Regions from separate parts of the Mus musculus genome. Here region 1 is linked to region 2. Evidence: chromatin loops called from intact Hi-C (ENCODE). Cell type or tissue: left cerebral cortex. All regions are shown on one strand.

What was found. Hi-C counts contacts between places; a loop is a spot of excess contacts. Peaks named below come from ENCODE experiments on the same cell type or tissue, not always from the same donor. Only the 100,000 strongest peaks of a DNase experiment are listed, where the experiment ranks them.
Region 1: it touches region 2 in a loop (2.6-fold over the local background); 3 of 42 quality-filtered maps call a loop at or near these places.

Annotation. Positions count from the first base shown.
Region 1 is chr13:59,766,606-59,774,605 of GRCm38, reverse strand. It overlaps Isca1 (iron-sulfur cluster assembly 1), which reads left to right and starts at 4,817. Exons shown (of 4, transcript NM_026921.4): 1 at 4,817-4,982. The coding sequence starts at 4,902. It overlaps Tut7 (terminal uridylyl transferase 7), which reads left to right. Exons shown (of 27, transcript NM_001373962.1): 27 at 1,747-2,730. The coding sequence ends at 1,814. Etohd2 (ethanol decreased 2) reads right to left here and starts at 4,640. Exons shown (of 2, transcript NR_015349.3): 1 at 4,260-4,640; 2 at 926-3,679. In left cerebral cortex, CTCF peaks have their summits at 4,160 and 5,079 (motif pointing left); DNase peaks (open chromatin) are centred at 4,295, 4,738, 5,250, 5,893 and 2 more places; H3K4me3 peaks cover 3,416 bases; H3K27ac peaks cover 3,359 bases.
Region 2 is chr13:59,580,261-59,588,260 of GRCm38, reverse strand. Naa35 (N(alpha)-acetyltransferase 35, NatC auxiliary subunit) reads right to left here and starts at 2,928. Exons shown (of 23, transcript NM_030153.2): 1 at 2,802-2,928; 2 at 1,980-2,108. The coding sequence starts at 2,103. It overlaps A230056J06Rik (RIKEN cDNA A230056J06 gene), which reads left to right and starts at 3,038. Exons shown (of 2, transcript NR_045633.1): 1 at 3,038-3,136; 2 at 5,031-8,000. In left cerebral cortex, a CTCF peak has its summit at 3,662; DNase peaks (open chromatin) are centred at 2,395, 3,033 and 3,671; H3K4me3 peaks cover 2,368 bases; H3K27ac peaks cover 1,533 bases.

The DNA.
Region 1 (8,000 bases), 190 kb before region 2:
TTTTATTACAAACTGTATTCTGCTTTCTACAAGAAAAAATTATAGATTGCTAAGATTTGTTCTTGCCAATAAAATAGCTCAGAAAGTAAGTTAGTGACAGCTGTCACATATTAACATGTGACCCATGTCTGTGTTGTAGGTAGAAATAGTTTCCCTTGAGCCCCTTTGTAGACTAAGTCTCTGACCCACTCTAGTTTCCTTAATGAGCACATGTTGATGGACAGCTGTGCTCTTACCTTTGATTTTGCCATCTCGGCTAACAGGTGCATTCCTCTGATGTCTCAGCAAGTAGTACTTGTTTAAATTATCATAAAGGCCATTGGTGGGGCTGGGGAGATGTTCAGTGGGTATAAAGAGGACCAGAGTTTGGATCGGAGCATCCATGTAAGTGTTAGGTAACATGGCAGCCTGCTAGGAATCCATCGCATAGGGGGTGGAGGGAGGGAGCTCCAGAGCAGACTTGCATAGTTACCTAACCCACCTCCATGTATAAGGAGGAGACTATGGGGGGACCATCCAGTACCAAGCCCTGACTCCATCATATGTGCATGCGTACACACACACACACACACACACACACACAGTGTCCAAACACATATTCGCATTCACAAACATGAAACTATTTCATACACACAGTCATATGGCGGGAAAATGGTTTGGTAGTGGTGTGATTTTTGTTGTTATTGTTGTTGTTTTAATAGGCCTTAAAGTTCTAGTCAGTGATAAAGTTATATAAATATACATAAATGGGGCAGATAGCTACCAATCTTTTAGACTGTCTCTAAATTTTAAAATGTCAGGCCATTTGGTTGAAAAGAAATAAAGGGAAAGCTTGTGTGGTGGGCATTGCTAAAGCTGCTGCTTTGGGAAAGTTGTGTCCATGCTTCTGAAAATGTGGACAACTGCTGCGCTTTGACTTCTTTTACTTACATTTAATTCTACACTTCATTTGGAAATGACAAGAGTGACAGTTTAAGAAGGGAGCTAGCTTCCTTCTCCCCCTCAGAAGTTATGGGTGCAAGCCAGGTGTGGTGGTCATGGTGTAGTATTTAATCCCCACACTCAGAAGCAGGCAAAAAGCAATTCTAGGCTAGCCTGGGCTACATAATGAATTTTAAGTCATCCAAGGCCTCACAATGAGATTCTGCTTTTAAAACCTGTAGCTGGCATGGTACCAGTTACTAAACCCTTTGCATTCCTTCCATTGGTTTGAGTAGAGCCTTCATTGTACAGTAGTAGCCACATGGGCTCTCATTCCCTCTTGTATGTGCTCAGACTCCAGAACACAGTACATGTTGTAAGCTGTGGATGGCTTCACTACTAATTAAGTACAGAGAATTTTATTTTCTCCTTGTACATCCATAAGGTATTACTAGACTTCTAAAGGGTAATGGTATGAGGTACTAATTTCTGGCCAGCGATCTCTTTGCAGTCTGTGAGCTACAAACAAAAAGAATATCCTATGTAAAGAACTTTCAAAATGTTTCTTCCAGCCTCAGTGCCTGCCTGTGGCTGCATTGAACAGCCTCGGGGCTGTACCTTACCAGCACTGAGGAAGCAGTGTCTAAGCACTGCCCAGTGCCTCTGATGGCTGTGCACTTGTTTATACCTAGCCTAACTGCTCGACTCAGGACGAGTGCCCTTTGTGGTGGGACACGTGTCTGTCAGTAACTGACAATAAGTATTGTGTGACTTTGCTCAAACACCATTCTTTTCGTTTATGTTGGATTTTGTTTTCCCTCCTAGGTAGCCTTTCCAGTAAATATATGACTCAGGGGAGAGCCTCAGTGAAGAGGACCCAGCAGGAATCATGAGGGAAGGAACTGCAGCACTGGAAATGCCACTCAGGTGTCCGTGGCCACTTGGGAAATTAGGTTCATGGCACAGGACACAGTGACACAGATCAGGCTTCAACGTAACAGTTGAGGGGCATCGTAATTTTTTAAATTTTAATGAAATTGTTAATAAGGAAAAGAAAAATTTTAATATAGTCTAACTATACCACCAATCTCCAGAGATTTGAAGATTTTAATAGAAAGTCAACTTAAAAGAAAAATATGAGGGCCAGAATTCAATGACTACAGCGTCATGGATTTTAGTTCTTTCAAAGCACTCTAAAAATAGTGTGCTGCTCACCAGAGGAGTTAGCCCTCTTTCCCTACACATCCCCTTTTTGATTTCCAAGAGGGGATTCTCTCTGTTGTTCCTGGATCGTGGTATGGACGCACATCAAGGACATGTGGACTATACTGCTGTACATAGGGTCTACAAGCATTCTTCATGGCTCATTGTAGAAATGATAGCATGGAATGCAAGCACCTGTCAGTGTGGGCCTCGGTGGACGACCACAGCACCACTGGCACATCTTTGAGGGCTTCCTTCTCTAAGTAATTGACAGAACTGTTGTGCTCATAAAAATGAAGTCATAAAAATAAGTAGTCCTTTTTTGCTGGTTTAAAAAAGAAAAATTAAAGGAGAAAAGGACAGAATAAAAGTGCTTTTTACTTTTTATGATACACAGAAATTAGGGTGGAGAGCTTTTACAAACCTCTGAAGATCAAAGAGGCTGCTGTCTCTGCCAATCACAAGTTTGATTGGCAACCTTCTGGTCTGACTGGAGCCCTCTCTAAACTGTTAATGAACTTCACAAGCCTTTCTGAAATAGTACAGAGTCAGAACTATGCCGGTTTATTTATCATTTTGAAATAAAATCGAACTTTGAACGTGTAATTTTATCCACATTATTTTCTTATGAGTCATTAGAAAAGTCAACCAAAGCGCTGACAGTACACATCTCCTTAATAGGGTGCCCATGCTGTTCCCCTTTGATAGCTGTGCACCGGGTCTGGGGTGTGCAAGCAGGAGACTGGGGGGCAGAGAGAGAGCTTGCTAAGGACACTGGCACAACGAGGGAGACTCACGAGAGGCATATATGTGTGAACTAGACTGGTCATAGTCTAGTTATGAAAGAGTCATGTCAAAATGGAAATCATTAAGAAATTGGAAATCATGGTAAAAAAATAAAAATGGTGACCATCAAACTCATGGGTTGTGCAACCGGGGCCTCCCTGCTACGTGACGGCTCAGCTGCTGGCCTGCTTCCTTTCCTCCTGCTCAGCTGCTGGCCTGCTTCCTTTCCTCCTGCCTCTGGCTGTGAAGTGACAGCGCTGCTTTCTGGCTGGAACAGTGCCACGCCTACTGAAAAAGCGCTTAGTGTTGTTTATCCCTCTGCCCCTAGAACGGAGAAGAAATACGCAGCCAGGCCAATCTTTATACCTGGTAGTTATTTTCTACTTGGATGTTTTGTCGGTTGTTGAGGGAGAGGAGTGTACTTACCCCTAAAATTAAACAGAATTGTCATGTTTTCTTCTAGCCTTAAAAAGGTTTCCTACATTTTGATTCTTAAAAAAAATTCTGCCCAGCAGCCTGGTGTTTTTGATGGCTTATACTGATACCATTAGACAAGTGAGGCACGCTTCTCAGCGGATAAGATAGCAGGCTCGCAGCCATGGCCAAGTCAAAGCTTCCTCTGCAAGCGATCGCAGGGCCAGGGCCGATGCCCTGTTCTGTTCTAAAACAGCGGAAACTCAGAATCCAGTTTTTACAGCAGGAGTTCTGAACACCCGATCTTCACCTTCTAACAGTCTCTTGCTCACTGTGAACTGCTTTGGCAAGCTTCCTGGTAAAAGATGTAAAAGATGTGTTTTCAGTGTACAGAGAAACCCTGTCTCGAAAAACCAAAAAAAAAAAAAAAAATCAGTCTGTTTTTCTTTTGCTTCAAAGGTGGCTTCTATCTTAAGGAGAGGATATCTTCCCAAGTGGAACAAAATCCTTGCAAGAGAGAGATCAATGACCGAGTGGGGTTCACAGTTTTCAGACACTAAAAATAGAGTTGAAAACATGGTGTGCCCACTCTTTGTAAAGCTATGAAGAAAGGGTCAGAACATTTTCTTAGCTCCTGGGCAGGTCTAGGCAGAATGTACAATGTCTGTCTTACTCTGTCAGTGTTCCAGCATGGCAAAGTCCCCATTTCGGACGGGGAAACTGCCCCTTCTAGTCAGACCAGTGAGATCGCACTGGAAAAGAAAACACTTGTTCTTTCCGTCTAGACCTGAGGCCGAATCCATTTCCCTCCCTCGGCCTTCCTGGAACCATAAGGGGGCGATCAGGGGTAGCAAACCCCTCAGTACTCCCCACGCCCACCCAGTTCCCGCACGGGGCCAGCTGCTGCTCCGAGATAAAGGAGCTCCCGTTCTTACGTCATCACGGGCCGCGAAGGAAGCCGAGGCGTGGTGACAGGCGCACAGCTAATCAAATGGGACCGGCTAGCAGGAAAGGCTAGCCAAATGTGCACGGGGCCCGGGATCGGGACTCAAGAACCGATGCTAACGTAGCGCCCAGGGCGCTCGCTCTCAGAGGCTCGGATAGAGCCACCATGCCCGTGCTTCCATGCGAGGCTGGTAGCTACGTACGTGCTCAGTTTTCTTGACACAAACTGCTACACAAGAGTGACATTTCAATAACTGGAAACCTGTCGTATGGTGTCTACCCGCTTGCTTTACTATCGAAGCAGCTCCAGAGTCACAGAGCCGTGTCCCCACTTCCGGGGGGTCTGTCGTTAGTGTACGCCATACGGAAGGAGCCATCCCACTTCCGCTAGCGCAGTGACCGCGAAGCCCGCAAGGTCACAGGTCACCTCCCTTGCCTCGTCAGTGATGACGGCCAATCGGCCCGGCCCGTCACTCACCCGGACTGTCCAATGGTGGAGCGGGACGGGCGACGGGAGGCGGGGCCTGTGGCGCCTGCGCAGGAGCTTGTGGCGTCAAAGTGCCCGCCGTGTCCATGGAGAGAAGTTGAGTCCCCACGCTCCAGCCGGAGGCTGCGGGTGCCGCGACGTGGACATGTCGGCGTCGTTGGTCCGCGCCACCGTGCGGGCTGTGAGCAAGAGAAAACTGCAGCCCACGCGGGCGGCCCTCACACTGGTGAGTCACCTCGGCGTCCGCAGGGAGGTGGTGGCGGCGGCGGCCCGGGGTGCAGAGCGAGCCTGGACGCGGACTAGGGTCTCCCGGCGGGCCGCGCGCGGAGCTCGATGGGGCGGACGGGCTGTGTGCGCTGCCACCGGGCGGCCGGGGCGGAGGACGGCAGTTTGCCGCCGAGGTCACGGCGTTCCCGGAGAAAGGTCACACAGGGAACGCCGCGGCTCCGCATAACCTCCCAGGAGGCGTCAGCCCCAGAGGATCGGGACAGCGTGAGACCGGGATTCATTCGGTCCAGACGCCACCGCGGAATCCGCTCCACCCAGAGTCCTAAGAGGGGCTCTTGCCAATAGTTAGTTGAAGCAAAATAGAAGGGAGTCGTGAACAAGTGAGATAATCTGTTTATAGGATAGGTCATTGTTTGGCCCTTCAGTTTGCCCCAGTAATCACACTGCATTCTGTGTTGCTTTTCCCTCCGGGACCAGCTAGTTTTCGTCACCGCAGGTATGTCATGGATTCTAGGATTGTGCAAACTATGCTCATCTTACTGAGAATAGAGTAGAATCCTCCTACAAGTAATAAATTCCAGAAAAGTCGAGCACAGGATAGGTGGTGGTTGTTATTGTCGTTGTTTGCTTGCTTAGTTTTGTTTTGTTTTTTTTTTTAATCACCATTTGGCCTATTGCATGTTACTTGGGAAATTTCGACCCGCCCCTTCTCACACCCCCCCTCTGCCCCCGTTTCTACCTCATAAGCATACATTATCATGATCCGCTGTTTTTCATGAGAAGAAATAATTGAGTTGCCTGGCTCGCACCCTCCGTAGGCCATTCCTTCCAGGAGTAACATCTCATTTGCACAGTCCTGGCCTGTGTCGTGCTTTGTAATCTTCTGTTTCGTTATGTATAGTAGATCTCAATTCACACCCTCTGCCGCGCTGCCTAGCTCAGCTGTAGAGTCTGTGGTGTTAGGCTTGGTCCTAGAATCACCTTTCCCTGATTTTCATAGGCACAGCTGTTGGCAGGCGTCGTGGTTCGTACTTGTTTTTCAAGTGTCTGGTAAACATTTTGAACCCCAGCACATAGCAAATGCAAAAGCAACGAGGTGACCAACGGCCTAAAGTGTGAGAGAGAGATAACTAGCAAACAAGAGTAATATGAGTTAGGTATTGCTTGGCCGGTACATCAGCCTGACAGCAGGGAGTCTGACATTCTGCAACATCTACTAGAAGTCAGCCATGGCCAGGAAAGGTGTGACATAAAACATAAACACTAGCTATCTGTTAGCTGATGCCAGTCGTGGACAGAATGGATGGGCTGGCACATTGGGCTGTGTGTATTTTTAGTCAGGGTTTCTAGAACTTATGGATAGTCTATATAGTAAAGGGATTTGTTACAATGACTTAAACAGTCTGTAGTCCAACTCCTCAACAATGGTCAGCTGTGAGTGGGAAGTCCAAGGATCTAGTAGTTGCTCAGTCCCATGAGGCTAGTTGTTTCAGCTGCTCTTCTGTAGATGTAGGTTCCAACAGATGTGCTGGCAAGTAAGTGCAAGCAGGCAAAAAGCAAATCTTCCTCCTCCCAGTGTCCTCCTGTAGGTCTCTAACAGAAGGTGTGGCCCAGGTTAAAAGTGTGTACCACCTTGAACTCAGAGATGATCTTGCCTTAGTCTCCTGGGATTGAAGGTATGTACTGCCTTGCCTGGGCCTAAGCTTTTCATGGCCACTGTGCCTCAAGATCTCCATGCCAAGATCCAGGTCAGAAACTTTTATCTAACAACCTCAAGCTCTGGATTGCAGGTGAGGCCTCCAGCTTTGGATTGTGGTTCATTCCAGATAGAGTCATGTTGGCAACCAGGAATAGCCATTACACTGTGGTGTAGACTGGTAAGATCTGCAAACCCAGAATGGCTCCAGCTCACCACATCCAAAAACAACGTGCTCCTTCCCACCCCCATATATCTAGGAGTTAATAGAGTTGAATTTGCAGGGACCAGAGTCAGATGTGACTGGAGAATGTGAAAGCTGCTACCTAGTTGATGGGCAGCTTTATTTCCATCATTGTACAAGACAGAGGTGGTCAGCTTTCATGACGAGAGGCTCATCCTCACCAAGCTCCACTTGGGAGCGAGCGGTGGGGCCTAGCTAGCATGCATGTTGGTACGCGCTGAGAACCTAGTTCACTCTGTATGCACTGTAGTGTGTACACTGTACTGTAGAAGACTCTGGACGCTTAGCTTCCCAGCGCAGCCTGGTAGAGAGGGGCCCAGGGTGTGTATAAGGACATGTTACTTCACTGGAGTAGGGCCAGAAGATCTTTGGAACAGCAACTAGCACGTGCCTTTGGTTTAGAAACATAACCAGGAAAACCTGCAGGTTACAACCAGGTTTCTAGTCCAGTGGTAGAACAGCCGCTTTAGGGCCTGGCGTGAGAACAGAGTGGGGTGTTGTGTGTTCATTGTAAAGAGAGATTTGTTTTGTGTCACAGTTGTTAACTCTTTGGTCATTAATTTAGGAGCCCTTGCAAATATTTAATTGTGCCTTAACCACAGAGTTGTAAGATTAATAGCCATAACAAACACGGGCCAGGGGGAGGAGCCTGTGTGGGGGCAGGGGCTAAACTGGCAGAGAATGAGCTGTGAAGCTCAGGGCCTGAGTTTCCTCTCCAGTTCCCAGATAACAACAACAAAAAAGCTAAAGTTGGGGGGTGGGGTGGGGGTGGTGCATACTTGTGATCCCAGTGCTGGAGTGGGAGCAGGCAGGGCTGGGGCTCCAGTGGCCATCAGCCACCCTACGGGCCCAGCCCCAGGCCATGTGAGCAGTTCTGAAACATTCCTGAAGTGCATTTCCCAGCATTCTGACCAAAAAAAAAAAAGCAGCTTTGGAATAATTGTTTGGTTTGCATGTTTAATATTTAAAATTTATTTATTTTTGTATGTGTGGTCATGCGTGCCTTAGTGATTGTGTGATCAGAGGACAACTCTGGGTGTCACTTCCCTCCTTCCATCATGTGGGTCCCAAGTTCC
Region 2 (8,000 bases):
GCAATTCAGTTTAGCTCACTCTAGGGTCTTGTCCTCACCTTCACTTACAGAAATGAGACTTTTCCTTTAAGACACAACTTCACCCTTTCCCACTTAAGGCTCATGACGCCAGCTGTCCAACAGAGATGACTTTAAGAAAAAAAGAACACAATGACAGATGTGAACCATTTAGTCACCCCAACATCTGAGCATAAAACCTGCCATATAACACAGCTCTCCTCCTGGTAGACATAGAGCAGTAGACTTACAGGGGAGACTTAGTCCAGGGTTCTTCTACTTTCTCACTGAGACAAACTTGAAGTGGACATGTAGTTTGAACCATCAAAGGGACAGAAGGCACATGGTTTCTAGCCCCGGCTGGCTTCCTTTCTACCTGGTGCTGCACCCAGTCTTCACTCCTCTCCTTCAAAACCACCTTGTTACTACCAAAGACCTGGCTGGCAAGCACATGGGTCAGGAAGGAACACCTAACCACCCAAGCTTCCCACTCTCCCTTATCTGCACCACCTTACCCAGTCTCTCGGCTCACTTTCCCGACCCCAGCACCACTCATCCTATGCCTTTACTCAGTACCCGGCCTTGAACCCATCCTCTCTCAGTCCAAGCTCTCTCACTGCTGACTCCTTCCTCTCGTCCTCCAGTCTGTCCCTTAGACTGCACACACTCATGTGTGTCACTCTAAACACTTGCTGCTGGGGAGGGAAGAGTGTTCTTACAGAGGGAAGTCTACACCGCTCACAACAGTCTTGCACTTCTCAGCTTCAAGTGATCCTGACTCAAACACCCAAGTAGCTAAGACTACTAATGGCACTACTAGTACATGCCACTAAATCTAGTTATTACCAAACACTGTGGCCCTACTATGTGCCATACACAGCTCTATATTCTACAGTTATACCCACGATCTCTGCCACTATCAAGCTCCTATCAGGGTAAATAAAGCACAAACACCTACAATCCTGGTGATAAACAGGGTGGCTCAATTAAGATGCCCTTTAGCCTATCTGTTTACAGGTTATCTGCTTACAGGTGCCCTTGTGAGCCTTCACCAGGAAAGATACATAAGATGTGCAAAAGCCATACACAGTGGTCTGATACAAAGTAACTCAAGGTGCAGGGAACACAGTTCACAGAGCCAGGCAAGGCACCTTGGTATTCACTGGGATAAGAGTGGGAAGGACAGGGCAATGGGAGGAAACAGCCCAGAACTTAGGAAACCATGCCGGAGAAGCCTGGGAAGTCACCAGAGGATCTTAAAGAGAACAATAGGACACGGTCATTTTTAAATCTCAAATACGCAAAAATTCTTGTGCCCAGTTAAGTGTGTGTACAGGTAGGCACTGCTATCACGGACTGATTATCTAACCTGTTGAAGTTAGGAAACTTTAGGAGAAAACTGTCAAGGAGCCGGAAAGAGCATTTGGTACACAATCATGAGAACCAGAGTTCAAACCCCAGCATAAGCCAGGATTCCTGAAAAGGCCTATAACTCCATCTCCAAGGGATCCAACGCCTTATTCTGCCATCCACATGCACTCAAGTGTGAGCACCCTCACACATATGTACAAATACAGAAAGAAAAATCTCTCTTTAAAAAAATCGCCAACATCCGTATTTAAAGTTTTACCCGATATACATTTGCTTTAGACCAAAAGTAAAAAAGCAAAGAGCAGAGTAATGTATGGTTATCAACACTGAGCCTGACATCATACTCCAGGCTTGTAATCTCAATATCCAAGAGGAGCAGGAAACTCAAGGTCATCTCCACAACAAGAACATTGTCAGCCTGGGCTACAGGACACGTTCTCAAAAACAAAACGACAAATCTGAGTAAAAAAAAAAAAAAAAAAAAAATCACAAGGTTGTCTTTCTTTTTTTTCTTATTCTTTCTTTCTTTCTTTTTTTAAGTCAAAGTTGAGAAAACCTCATGTATCCTGCCCCAGGCTTTGAACCAAAAAGCCCCCAAATTCAAAACTCACCTCGACAAGCATCTTCAAAATCCTGGGTTATGTCCACCCAGCTTGTGCTACTTTTTTCCATTTTTTCCGGGACCCCGAGCTCCCATCCCGAAGCATCGTCGTCTACAGTAGCTTTCATAACCATGATGCCTGCAAAGGGAACATTGGTGTGAGGCTGGGAATATAGCTTTGGCAGGCACAGGAGCTGCAAAACTGCCCCAAGTGTTGGGTGAAAGACTTCCAAAACTCTGCAGGCAGAACGCCTTTGAATTCTGCAAAAACAAACAAACAAAACCCAACCACCTAGCTTTGAGCAACCTGACCTCACATAAACCGGGCTGCTGCTCCCGCACTGATTCGCACTTGCCAGGACTCACAACTTCTTCCAATCCCTCCAGAGATCTTCAAGCATCCCAGCCCAAGACTACAAGTCCGGAGACGCCGGCTGTCAAGCCCGGCCTCCGGGAATCAGAGCCACCCTCAAAGCTCGGCAGCGACCGAGCATCCTTCACCTGGCGGGCTTCGCAAGACCAGGGCCTTGCCTCGCCCTGCAGGCGCCTCCGCAGAGACCCTGGCCCACCGCGGGCCGAGCGCCACTGAGACCGAGATCGAGGCGGAGACCGGTCCACGCGGGGAACCGGCAGCAGGCGGCCCTCGTCGCCCGGGCGACACGGGCACAGCCCGGCCTCCCGGCGCGCGCCCTCGGCTCCGACCCGAGGCGCGGCGAGGAACCGGCCGCCGGTGCCCACTCCCTGAGATCCGCCACGGCGGACTTCGGGGTCGTACCGGCCCCACTTGGGCCACCCCGGATACTTTCCCACGACCACCCGCGTCAAAACGCACCGTCCGCGCCACGGAGATAACGACACCGACAATACCGTCGCCGCCGCCGCCCCCTCCCCTCGCAGCCCCGCCCCGCCGGCCGCGTGCACGCATGCGTACGCCCTGGGCGCGCGCTCCCGGCTCCCGACTTTCGGGACTCCGCGCACCGACCACGCCCCCTCCCTCACCTAGGCCGCCGCATCCGGGTAGGCGCGCATCCTCTCTTCTCGCGGGATTATAGCACATCGCGAGACCGGAAACCATGCACCATTTTCCTCCCCTCCGGCCGAGACCCGGCCGTGGGCGGAACCCAGAGAGAGGCGGAGCCTGGAGTGCTTCCTGGGAAACTCTTTAAGGTGACTCAAGGGTGAAGGGGAGGGGTAGGGCTTCCGGGGAGGGGCCAGCTGCCGGCCGTATTGCTGTTTTGTGGTTGTGCAAACTGACCTTATTTATTATGTCTTGCATTCAGCGCGCAAGCACTTTGTAAAGGAAAGAAAAATAAGACATTTACATCGAGCTTGCTAGCACGTTTCTTCCAAACTCAGATGTTTTAGTTTTATCTTAATAATCCTGACATAAAGTAGATTGGGTGTGGATGTGGGTGGTGTTTGGAAAGGAACCCAGGTCCTTTAATTAATGAAAAAATAAAAATATTTAAAAAGGACACGACTGCTTCTAAGTATGGTGGAGGAGAAGGTTGAGTGTAGGTATGAAGGAGAGCATAGCCAGAGTCAGACATCCAGAAGGGTCCAGAGGGAATGTGACCCTGAGCCGGCTCACGGGAGGAGAGCAGAGAGGAGAGCGGGGAGACCAAGGGGCCAGGGGAAGGGGTAAGAGAAGAACCAGGTAACCAAAATGTCTGCGAAGGCAGCTGGGGGGCAGTGCAGCCCAGCCCCTGTGCTGGAGTAAGGGGGCCGGGTATGCCAGCCATAGCTTCTACCAGGTAGAGACTGGGATTCTAGGAGAACGTTCCGTTCCGCCTATACATGTTAAATAGGTATCTCCGTTAGCATTTGTCCCAGGGTTGAGAGCTAACACTCAGTAAGAGTACACAAGCAATCTGTCATTGGGCTGTATCCTCGGACTTCATGTTGATTGTTTAAATTTTTTAAAAATTGTTTCCCCCATGGAGTGTATTTCCTGAGGACAAGAACTTTGTTTTCGTTTAAATTGCCCTAAAAACGTAAGGCATGTAGTTAGTTCTCCTTAGAAGAGGAGAATGAGTAAAGAAATCGCACAAACTGGTTTAATGACCTTTTGAGACTCCAGAAGAAACCTAGAAAAATGTGAACAGGGTTCATCTGATTTGTTCAATATTGTGTATAAGGGCGTGACAAACACTAATTTGATAAAGATTCATGGAGGGGGCGGCTGTAGAGATGGATCATAGGTTAAGAGTGCTTCCTGTTCTTCCACAGAACTTAAGTTCCATTCCCAGGACCCACTGGAGGTAGCACAGCTACCTGTAAGTGTGGTCCAGAAGTGCACTGGCATACGGGTGCTGTACACTCAAGTAGACACATAAATAGATCTTTTTAAAAAATAAGAGGATATATGGGCTTGAGAGATGACTCAGTGTTTAAGAGCACCAATTGCTCTTCCAGAGGTCCTGAGTTCAATTCCCAGCAACCATATGGTGGCTCACAACCATCTGTAAAGGGGTTTGGTGCCCTCTTCTTGTGTCTCTAAAGACAGTTACAGTGCACCCATAAATATAATAAATCTTTAAAAAAAATAAAATAAAGCCGGGCAGTGGTGGCACACGCCTTTAATCCCAGCACTTGGAAGGCAGAGGCAGGAGGATTTCTGAATTCGAGGCCAGCCTGGTCTACAAAGTGAGTTCCAGGACAGCCAGGGCTATGCAGAGAAACCCTGTCTCGAAAAAAAAAAAACAACAAATAAATAAATAAATAATAATAAAATAAAATGAGAGGACATAAAAGCTCTGTGTGTGTGTGTGTGTGTGTGTGTGTGTGTGTGTGTGTTTCCCTGGCAATTTAACCTAGAGCCTTAGTTCTACACTAAGATAAATTCCTAACTCCCTCGTATATACTTTCTCACCTCTAGATCACTTGATTATTACAATGTAAATGTCTTCTGAATGTTTGCTGTATTATTTAGGGAAGGATCACTCCATTATTCTGTGCATGTTCAAAATATTTTTCTGGATGTTTTTCATTCCTTAGCCAGATCCATGGCTGTGGAGTCTCTGTTTATCCTATGCTGACTGTATTTATGTCTCTTTCATAGTAAAGGTCTCTCAAGTCCTGACTGCTGGCTTTCAAATGGTAGATGGAGCCATTGTGTTCCCTGCAGGGACTTGTCAAATGCTGACACCACTGGATTCATCTGGGCTGTTTGTCATGAGCTGGTTTAGTTTCAGAGAGGTGGCATCTCTAACCCAAGGCCCTCCTGGATGGGCTGTGCAAACTGGATACTGCACAGCTTTAGTGTAGGCATCAAAAGGTCCCTGGAGCTTTGCAACCGAGTCCTGCTCTCAGAATCTGCCAGCTGCCAGCCGCCAGCCGTTGAGTAGCAGAAGAAATCTGGGACTTGAGGGAGGACAAATCTCAAATCCTTTATGACATTTTGCTGGACTCTTTTGCATGGGGTACTTTGTTATCCTTTTGTTATCCAAGCCGCACCCTGCTGACAACTCCCCCTGCTTGCTTCGCCTTTCACAGTCTTCTCAGTGGATTGATCGGGGGCAGAAGGGAACTCCACACAACCGGGAAGAAGTCAGATCGTATGCTTCTTAAGCATGGAGTCCTGCTTTAGCCTCGCCCTGCCCTTCATCTCTAGAGATGCTTCTGTGAGTTCTCGAATGTGCAGTGGTGCAGGTGTGTCCTGCAAGTGACCCCATCCTTTTGGAGTAGCCATTGTCCAGCTCCTCTATCTGCCCATCTTTTCAACTGTACTGTCTACTTCTTCCCATTCCCTCTGCCCTTGTGTCTTTTACAGAGATTAACATTTTCACTCCTCCACATTGAATAGATAAATAGATAACCTGGCTTTATGATGGTGTCTAAATATACTCCATCCCCAGTGTTCTTACTTGTAACGCTTTGTAATTGGGGGTACTGTGATTGGGCACAGCCTCACCTGTGCAGAGCCCACCACTCACTGCACCTCCCGTCGTCTTTTTACTTTTTACTTTCAGACAAGGGTTGACTGTGTAGGACGGACTAGCCTCAAACTTGTGATTCTCCTGCCTAGGCCTATCCTGAGACCAAGTCCAGCAAGGGACAGGCACTGTCACTTGCAGAGTTGTAAGAATCCGACTTTCATGAACTGCAAAATCCCAAAATGCATCGCTCTTTTCCGTGTTTTGCAGCTCCATCGTAAATTACTTCTCATCTGGTTTTCTTGGCTCCATACAAGAGTGAGGCTTAGTACTTCACTTAGTCACATTCCGGGAATATTTAACACTTGTGGGACTATTGAAGTTATTAGTATTTGCACACAGTGATGATCACACCTGGACTCGTGAGGAGAACTTTGTCACCCCTCTTCATCCTGGCCCATACACGGACTTGGCTTTGCCAATGTCCCATGAACTAGAGATCTTAGAGTTCTTTACATGGCTGTGTCCAGGTCTACAACACATAGTCACTCAAGGCTTCCTCTATTCCAAATTCCTCATCATATAAATTCATGTTTGCCTGTCATATGGAACCGTCTTAGGATTTCTATTGCTGAGAAGTGACACCATGACCACCTCAACTCTTATATAGAGTTGAAAAGTTAAACTCTTAATTTTATTTAATCAATTTAATATTTAATTAATAAAATAATAAAATTAACTAATATTAATATATAACTTACAGTTCAGAGGTTTAGTCATTTATCACGGTGGGAAGCACGATGGCGCTCTGACAGACGTGGTGTTAGAGAGTAACTGAGAGTTCTACATCTTGATGCACTGGCAGCAGGAAAGCTAAGAGCCACTGAGCCTGGACTTTAGCTTCTGAGACCTCAAAACTCACCCACTAGTGACACACTTACTCTAACAATGCCACTCCTTATGGACCAAGCACTCAAATACATGAGTCTACGTGGGCCACTCCTATTCAAAGCACCACAGGTACTTTTCAAAGCTATAAATGGGTCATTTTATCTTTTAAAAATTAAATACGGAAGATCTGTCTGATCCTTACCTATCTGACTGCATCTATGGAGAACTCTGTTCAACTTTCAAAAGGGTAGCCAATCACGAAGAGCGTTTTATGTTTTGACATTTCTCTGCCAATAGATTTACTCATTTTGGTACTCAGAGCCACCTGTATGTCCAGCTCCAAGGTACCTGATGCCCTCTTCTGGCCTCCATGGGATCTGCACACACACTCACATACTCCTCCCAATACACAAAATTTGTAAGTTAAAAAAAAAAAAATCAACTCTTGCCAGAGGGCTGTGCCCATCTTTAATCCCAGCACACAGGAGGCACAGGAGGTAGGAGGAGCTGTGTAAGTTGGAGGCCAGCCTGGTCTACATAGTGAGTTCTAGGCCAGCCTGGTCTCCGTAGTGAGTTCTAGGCCAGCCTAGTCTACGTAGTGAGTTCTAGGCCTACCAGTGCCTACAATGAAATCCTGTCTCAAAAAAAAAAAAAAAAAAAAGTAGAAAGAAGATAATTAGCAAAGTTTTATTATTAATTTATCATAGTACTTAGCTAACAAGTACTTACATACAAAAGCAACAGAAGCAGGCAGATCTCTGTGAGTTCTATGCCAGCCTGGTCTACATCATGAATTTCAGGATAGCTAGGACTAAAGAGAGCTTGTCTCAAGAAACAAAACAACAACAAAATCAGCTCACAGCTACTGAAATAATGGAGTGGAAATGTGGAAGGTATAGTCTTCTCTTCCTGCAAAGCTAGTTAGTCTTTTATACACGTTTGATTTGAGGGAGGGCCCAACATTCTCCTGCAAATCCCGCAGCAGCCCGGGCTGTGTCTCAGAAATGTAAGCTATCAAAGTCAGGGGAGCCAGACTCAGGCCTAGAAAACTGGAGTTCCTTCAACAGGAGGCAAATTTCATCTTTAAAGTTCAATAGAAGTTGCACAAATTGGAAACTAAGTTTTTAAAACCCTTTTGTCCTTGAAGGAGTAATTTACATTAGCAAGGCAAACCTGTAAGCCTAAAAATCTTGGAATCATTTACTTTTAAATAAATATTTCACTGAGAGTAAATAGTAGTTTCTCCCTTCAGTGCACAATGTAAA